Linked DNA regions of Homo sapiens: region 2 is linked to region 1. A link is a contact called in ENCODE Hi-C or POLR2A ChIA-PET data. All regions are on one chromosome and are shown on one strand. The core of a region is the stretch at or near the end of the contact, and the rest is flanking DNA. Distances in the headings are between cores, read along the strand shown.

The links. A loop is a pair of places that touch in the nucleus more often than their neighbours do. ChIA-PET counts read pairs that join two places held with the same protein, here RNA polymerase II (POLR2A). Pooled maps may share reads with other maps.
Region 2: a loop to region 1 is called in a pooled map, with 4 times the contacts of the local background. The contact joins two enhancer-like sites. A Hi-C loop is called at or near these places in 1 of 168 maps with a recorded cell type or tissue (IMR-90) and 2 of 50 pooled maps. POLR2A ChIA-PET finds 5 or more read pairs at or near these places in 1 of 52 experiments (activated CD4-positive, alpha-beta T cell).

What each region holds. Positions count from the first base shown.
Region 1 is chr1:243,712,602-243,715,530 of GRCh38, reverse strand. All of the region lies in intron 2 of AKT3 (AKT serine/threonine kinase 3), which reads left to right. Among named protein-coding and RNA genes, the nearest start is that of AKT3-IT1, 80 kb to the left of the region's middle. RefSeq lists an enhancer at 940-2,366. Within about 2 kb of position 1,675, at least 2 of the 41 ENCODE cell types and tissues checked have a DNase peak (open chromatin) inside an H3K27ac peak, as active enhancers do.
Region 2 is chr1:244,435,173-244,438,170 of GRCh38, reverse strand. ADSS2 (adenylosuccinate synthase 2) reads left to right here. Exons shown (of 13, transcript NM_001126.5): 2 at 403-505; 3 at 1,278-1,346. Among named protein-coding and RNA genes, the nearest start is that of ADSS2, 15 kb to the left of the region's middle. Within about 2 kb of position 1,675, at least 6 of the 41 ENCODE cell types and tissues checked have a DNase peak (open chromatin) inside an H3K27ac peak, as active enhancers do.

The DNA.
Region 1 (2,929 bases), core at 426-2,925:
TTGAAAGTATGCAGAATCAGACTTCTGTTGTTGGTCACATATTTCTCAATCAAAACATCTGTCTATGTCGAAACCAAAGTCGGCCCAGTATAATGAACTTTTAAGACCCATGTTAATATTTAAAAATATTTGGTAAACTGTAAAGCAGTATACAAAAGTGAATATTTTTATCCAAGGTGTAAATTGGTCATATGGCCCAATACCAGTAGCATAAAGGGAAGCCACTATACTAGTAGTGGGTGACCAAGTTTATTTCTGTTAAGCCAAAATGGAGATTTATTGTAGAAAATTATTAGTGGTACTTTCTGGATGAAGCCATTCCTTCTTAATGTAATTATGCCCAATTTCCTGGGTGGAGTCACAGTCTTTCTTCTAAAGACAGATTACTTCAAGCTTTAGTAGGGACTCTTAGTTCTGTCTTGAACTAACAATACCTTAAAATATTCTGCTTCTTCATGTCCCCAAAATATTGATCAGAAGGATACTTGTGGTCAAATGGATGCTGTAGAAATTCAAACCAGTGATTTTACTCCACTTGAAATTTAAAGGATTCATATGAGTTCTAGTTGAGTATGTCAGTTTTAGAACATAGTTTATATTGAGTAAACACAGAATATTTTACCTAAAAGGGTCACACAGATGTCATTACAGTGAATTTACTTCTGATTAAACTAATCTTGTTCCCTATATATTTTGATATATATTGTGCCATGATAACCAGTGTACTATTAGTGTTATTAAAGTCTTTCTTCAAATAGTAGATTTTTATAGAATTTTGAAGTAGACAAAATAAGTCAATTTATGTTTAGATTTAAAAAAAATGTGAAAGCTTTTCTATATTCTCCTCCCCGTGCCAGATAGGTGCTTGGCACAGAGTACTTAATAACTATTTAATAAATGACAGAATTTCTTTTCCTAAAATTTTTAGGACATATGCAAGGAAATTTCTCTTGCATCTAGGTTTACTGATGTATATGAGGAAGAGTTACATCTGCTTCAGTGAAATACAAAATTAAACCAGGTGATCTTTCTGAAAAATTATTCTTATGGTGACATATCAGAAATCTTATCAACAGCTATAGTTTATTCTGTTGGAATTTTCAAAATACACTGTGCCTTAACTTAGAAACACTCCAATGAACTTGTATTCATTAGTGTTTTGTTGAGTTAAAGAAAAAATATCTGTACAAAGTGGACACATTGTTTAATTTTGTTTTGCATTTTACTAGATTGCAGTGCAAGGCCAATAAATTAAACCTAGGCAGTTCTCTTGCTAATTACACACAACTTATCTTGAGTATCAGATATTCAAATCCATTTTATGAATATGGTAGAGAGAATAACAACTGTAAAACAAAGCAGTGTGCATGTAAGTGACTGTTAGCGTGCATTTCAGAAAGGATAAATGCTCACCATATGGTACAATTACTGTGTCCAAGTTTTCAAATTAGCTTCTCTCATCCTCCTTATTACTGTCTTTAAAAAGAGAGGAAAAAACCCAACATGATTTATCTACTCTGCAGCAGAACTCTTGACGCAAAACAGCAGCCCAGTTCTGTCCAGTTTTTTTTTCCCTTAGCATAATAGAGGCTGTCGGACTTTTTTATACTAATTACTGTGTGAGCCTCAGATGAACCCCCTTCAATTCACAGGGCTTTGTTAAGGGAGGAGCTGTCAATGTGTCTGCCCGTTTGCAGCTGTGCTGTGGCTTTAGCTTGCTTAACATTATGCTGCTTTTTAGACTTGACAGAAGGGATTTTTTTTTTTTTTTTTTTTTTTTTTTTATTAAGGCAAAGCAGCCTTGTAGCGAAATGGTTTAAGCAGCTGCATTGTAGGGAAGCACAAAGAAGTTATTATTGTGTCTGTTTAGGGGGGTAGGATGGAGGGGGAGATATTCGGCTGCTGTTGATGCCGATTGTTGACTTGCCATCTGCCAGATAGGGAGAAGAAAAAAATGACAGCTCCAGCAGGGTGTTCAAGAGGTTGTTTGGAGAGACGCATAAACATGTGCAGATGTCGAACTGAATAATGGCTAGAACTTGAGACGGTTTATGATGCTGCTGATGTTTGTGCATATACAGAATGAATGTATGTGTGGATTTGGTTAACCAAGGGTACATACTAATTATCATTGTTTTCCTGCATCCCCCCTCCCTTATTTCGTTAATTAGTTTAGGGGTTTAATACTTCCTCTTCTCTCCCTTATTCATGTCTAGTTTTAGAAAGCAACTTCTTTAAATGGCAATACAAAGTTTCTTATTTCTCCGTGTTGATGGTAGATAACCTGTTTGGCTAATGTTAGGTGTGTACTGCTAACTGCCAAGAGGAGCTTTTGATGAAGGAATCAGTCAGGTGATTTGGTGTGATCTTAATGCATACATGAACGTTTTAACACTAGTCGGCACATAAACTATTTTAAACTGAATCGATTTGTTTCATAGCCTACCACTAGGGGTGAGGTAGAGAGTACCCAGTTTATTTTGTAAGTAATTCCATAATACTTTGAACTTAAATGTCGTTAGTTGTGAAACAAAGTTATATAGTAACCTGGCCTTTTTGATCAGTACATACTCTTTTTCTCATGGTTGTCATGGATTCTATAAATGACAAGCGTGCATTTTTATCAAGCATTAATGAGTTGGTTGTATATTTCCTTCTGATACATTCTTGACATTAGGTGTTAGAGATTTGATATATCTGGAATGTTTTCAAATGCTGTGATAACATTTATATTTAGATGGAAGTGAGCATGTTTACTTAAATGTCTGGTTTATTACTTTCACCTTAAATAATTGAGAAGAAACAGTGACCTTAGGTAAAAATTTTCCATATTACTTATTTTCTAGAACACCAAAAATTTTTGTAACATTTCAGAACCAATCAATATGAATGGAATAACTAGAAAACAAAAAAGAGAAGCTCTGACTTT
Region 2 (2,998 bases), core at 426-2,925, 720 kb before region 1:
ACTGGATAGATTACTCTATCTTAAGAGATTTTTTGTGTGTGTGTAGATGGAATATCATGGTTAGATTGCCATAATCCTCCATAGCCAAAGACAGACTAATTGCTCTATGTATTTTTTTCACTTTTTTTCCCCTCTTTTAAGAAGGAATATGATTTTCTGTCTTTCAGAAACCTGAATTCCCCAATTTCTATATTCTTTCAGGATAATCACTCAAGTATTCTACAGTGGGGAAAGGAGACAGCCAAACTATTTTAAAGCCTTTTACAAATGAGTAGAGGTGGTAAATATTTGGGCTCTCTTAAGTTGACCTTTTGGCAGGAGGTCATTAATTCACTTTGGAGGGAGATAGGTTATTTGTAGTATTTATCATCAGGCTCAATTTTCCCCTATCTTACATTTTAGGGAGGAAATAATGCTGGCCATACAGTTGTTGTGGATTCTGTGGAATATGATTTTCATCTCTTACCCAGTGGAATAATTAATCCAAATGTCACTGCATTCATTGGTAAGTATATAAACTGAACTGCATGGAGATTCCCCCCCACCAGTTGATAATGGCGTTTATTTTTTATTGTCAAAACTGTTTTCATCTCTCACTGACCAGATGGTTCATTGATCTCTTATTAATTTTGACCTTGATACCTTCTGGAATATACATGACTTTGGCTATTTGTCACTGTAAGATCTTTTAACAGTAATACTTTTTGGAATGATTACTTTGCATTCATCTGTGCTCACTGACAATCTTAATTCTGTAAAGAAGTATTAGATCATTGAATCAGTTTTCCAAATACTTTTTTTTCCACAAATACTTTCAACCATGACTCATAGTAAGAAATATGAGAGGTTCATGAATTTATTTTGAACCCTTACAATAAATGATGCAATCTGATCTTTTCTACTCTCCTTTTAATTTTTAAAAATCCTTATCACAACCTACTAAATTGATTTATGACCACTAATAGGGTGTGATTCCCCAACTTGAAAGATACTGATTTAGCATGTACTGTGACCATGTTCCATTTGCTTAAAATTACATAATTAGTTTCCTTCAAAATCATATTTCACTTTGTTTTCAAGAAATTTTCAGCTTCATTGAGTATAATTCTAGTGTTTTATATTCACTATATTATGTTCCATTATGTATTTAAATTATACTCCTGTGTAAAACTTGGAATCATTTCTGTGGTAACACCGTGGTAAATCAGAATGTCCTTTAAGTTACATATGTCTGAGTTATAGATGTTTACCGTTGGGATTTGTTGGTTTTCCTTTAGGAAATGGTGTGGTAATTCATCTACCTGGATTGTTTGAAGAAGCAGAGAAAAATGTTCAAAAAGGAAAAGGTATGAAAGAATGAGTCTACTTGGTAACCAGTTGTTCTTTGTAAAGTTTTATTAGGATCTTATGCCAGACGAACAACATGTTTGTCTTATGCTTTAAAATTTCGGGCTATTATAGACGAATTTTTAATGTCAGTTATTAAGTTTTATTCATTATAAACAGTGTTTTAAACAGAAGACCAACATCTTATGTCATTGTATTAAGTCCTGATTTTTTTACACATTAGTCATCTACAAACTTTATCTTAAGATAGCTAGAATTACAATATGTGGGTGACAAAACTAGGAAATTCCTGAGTTTGCACACTGTCAGTCTTGTTTTCTAGAGGATCTGGAGCTCTCCTTTCGTTGCTACAACTCAGGGATAAAAGGGAATTTTTGTTTTTTCCCATGCTACACAGATGTAAGGGGAATCGTTTAGGTCCCTCCTTCTAAATGAAGTAAATGCTGCTTTTATACAATATATCCATGCCCATCTTCTTAAAATAAATAGTCCTGGATTCTTGCCTTTCCTGATCTCTTGGATTTTTAGAGATGTGTTTACATTAACCTTGGCCATCTCATTAGGGTGTGAGGGGAATTTGATAATACAAATACAGGTTAAACATCCGTAATACAAAAATCTGAAATCCAAAATGCTCCCAAAATCTGAAACTTTTTGAACACAGACATGACACCACAAGTGGAAAGTTCCATACCCGACCTCATGCAGCGAGTCACAGTCCAAACATAGGCACGCACACAGTTTATTCAGTGTTTCCAGGGGAAAAAAGGCCTTCTCCCCTTTCAGCTTTCATATATCTTTTCCATGCACGCCCAGATTCCCCCACACCAGCGTTCCCACAGAGGGCAATAAAGTGGCATGTGTACTAGCTGGATGTGCCAACTGTGGTAATAAATGAAATATAGAATACAGGTGGAGACTGGAAGCCTGCTTCGTTGTTGCTGCTGTTTGCCAGCTGATACAGATACTCTGGTGCTGCTGCTGTACTGCTTACTTACCCTGAACACATTTTTCCCACTGTATTGGTGGTATGTCATATTTTTGACTGTTAAGTACTTGTGTGTGAATAAGTGTAAGGAAATGATTACTCATCAGTAGCATATAAATTCAGAGTCAAGAATGTTGGTGTTGGTAAACAACCACAGATGGAGGAGGAAGAGGAGGATGGAGGAGGAAGAGAAGGATGGAGGTAGAGGAGGAGGATGAAGGAGGAAGAAGAGAAGGACAGAGGTGGAGGAGGATGAAGGAGGAAGAAGAGAAGGACAGAGGTAGAGGAGGAGGATGAAGGAGGAAGAGAAGGAGGAGGAAGAGGAAACAAACTTCGTTTCATGCACAAAATTATTTAAAATATTGTATAAAATTGCCTCAATTGATATGTAAGGTGTATATGAAACATAAATGAATTTCATGTATATATTTGAGCCCCACCCCCCAGAGATCTCATTATTTATATGCAGATATTCCAAAGTCCAAAAAAAATCTGAAATCTGAAATATTCTGGTATTTGGAATAAAGGAGACTCAACCTGTAATACATAATTGAGGAAAATCATTAGTATAGTTAGTTTCCCCTTGAATTAGCTCACATTTAAAACACTCAATTACTGTTATAGTATGTTCAGGTTTGTTTTTTTTTTTTTTTTTTTTTTTTT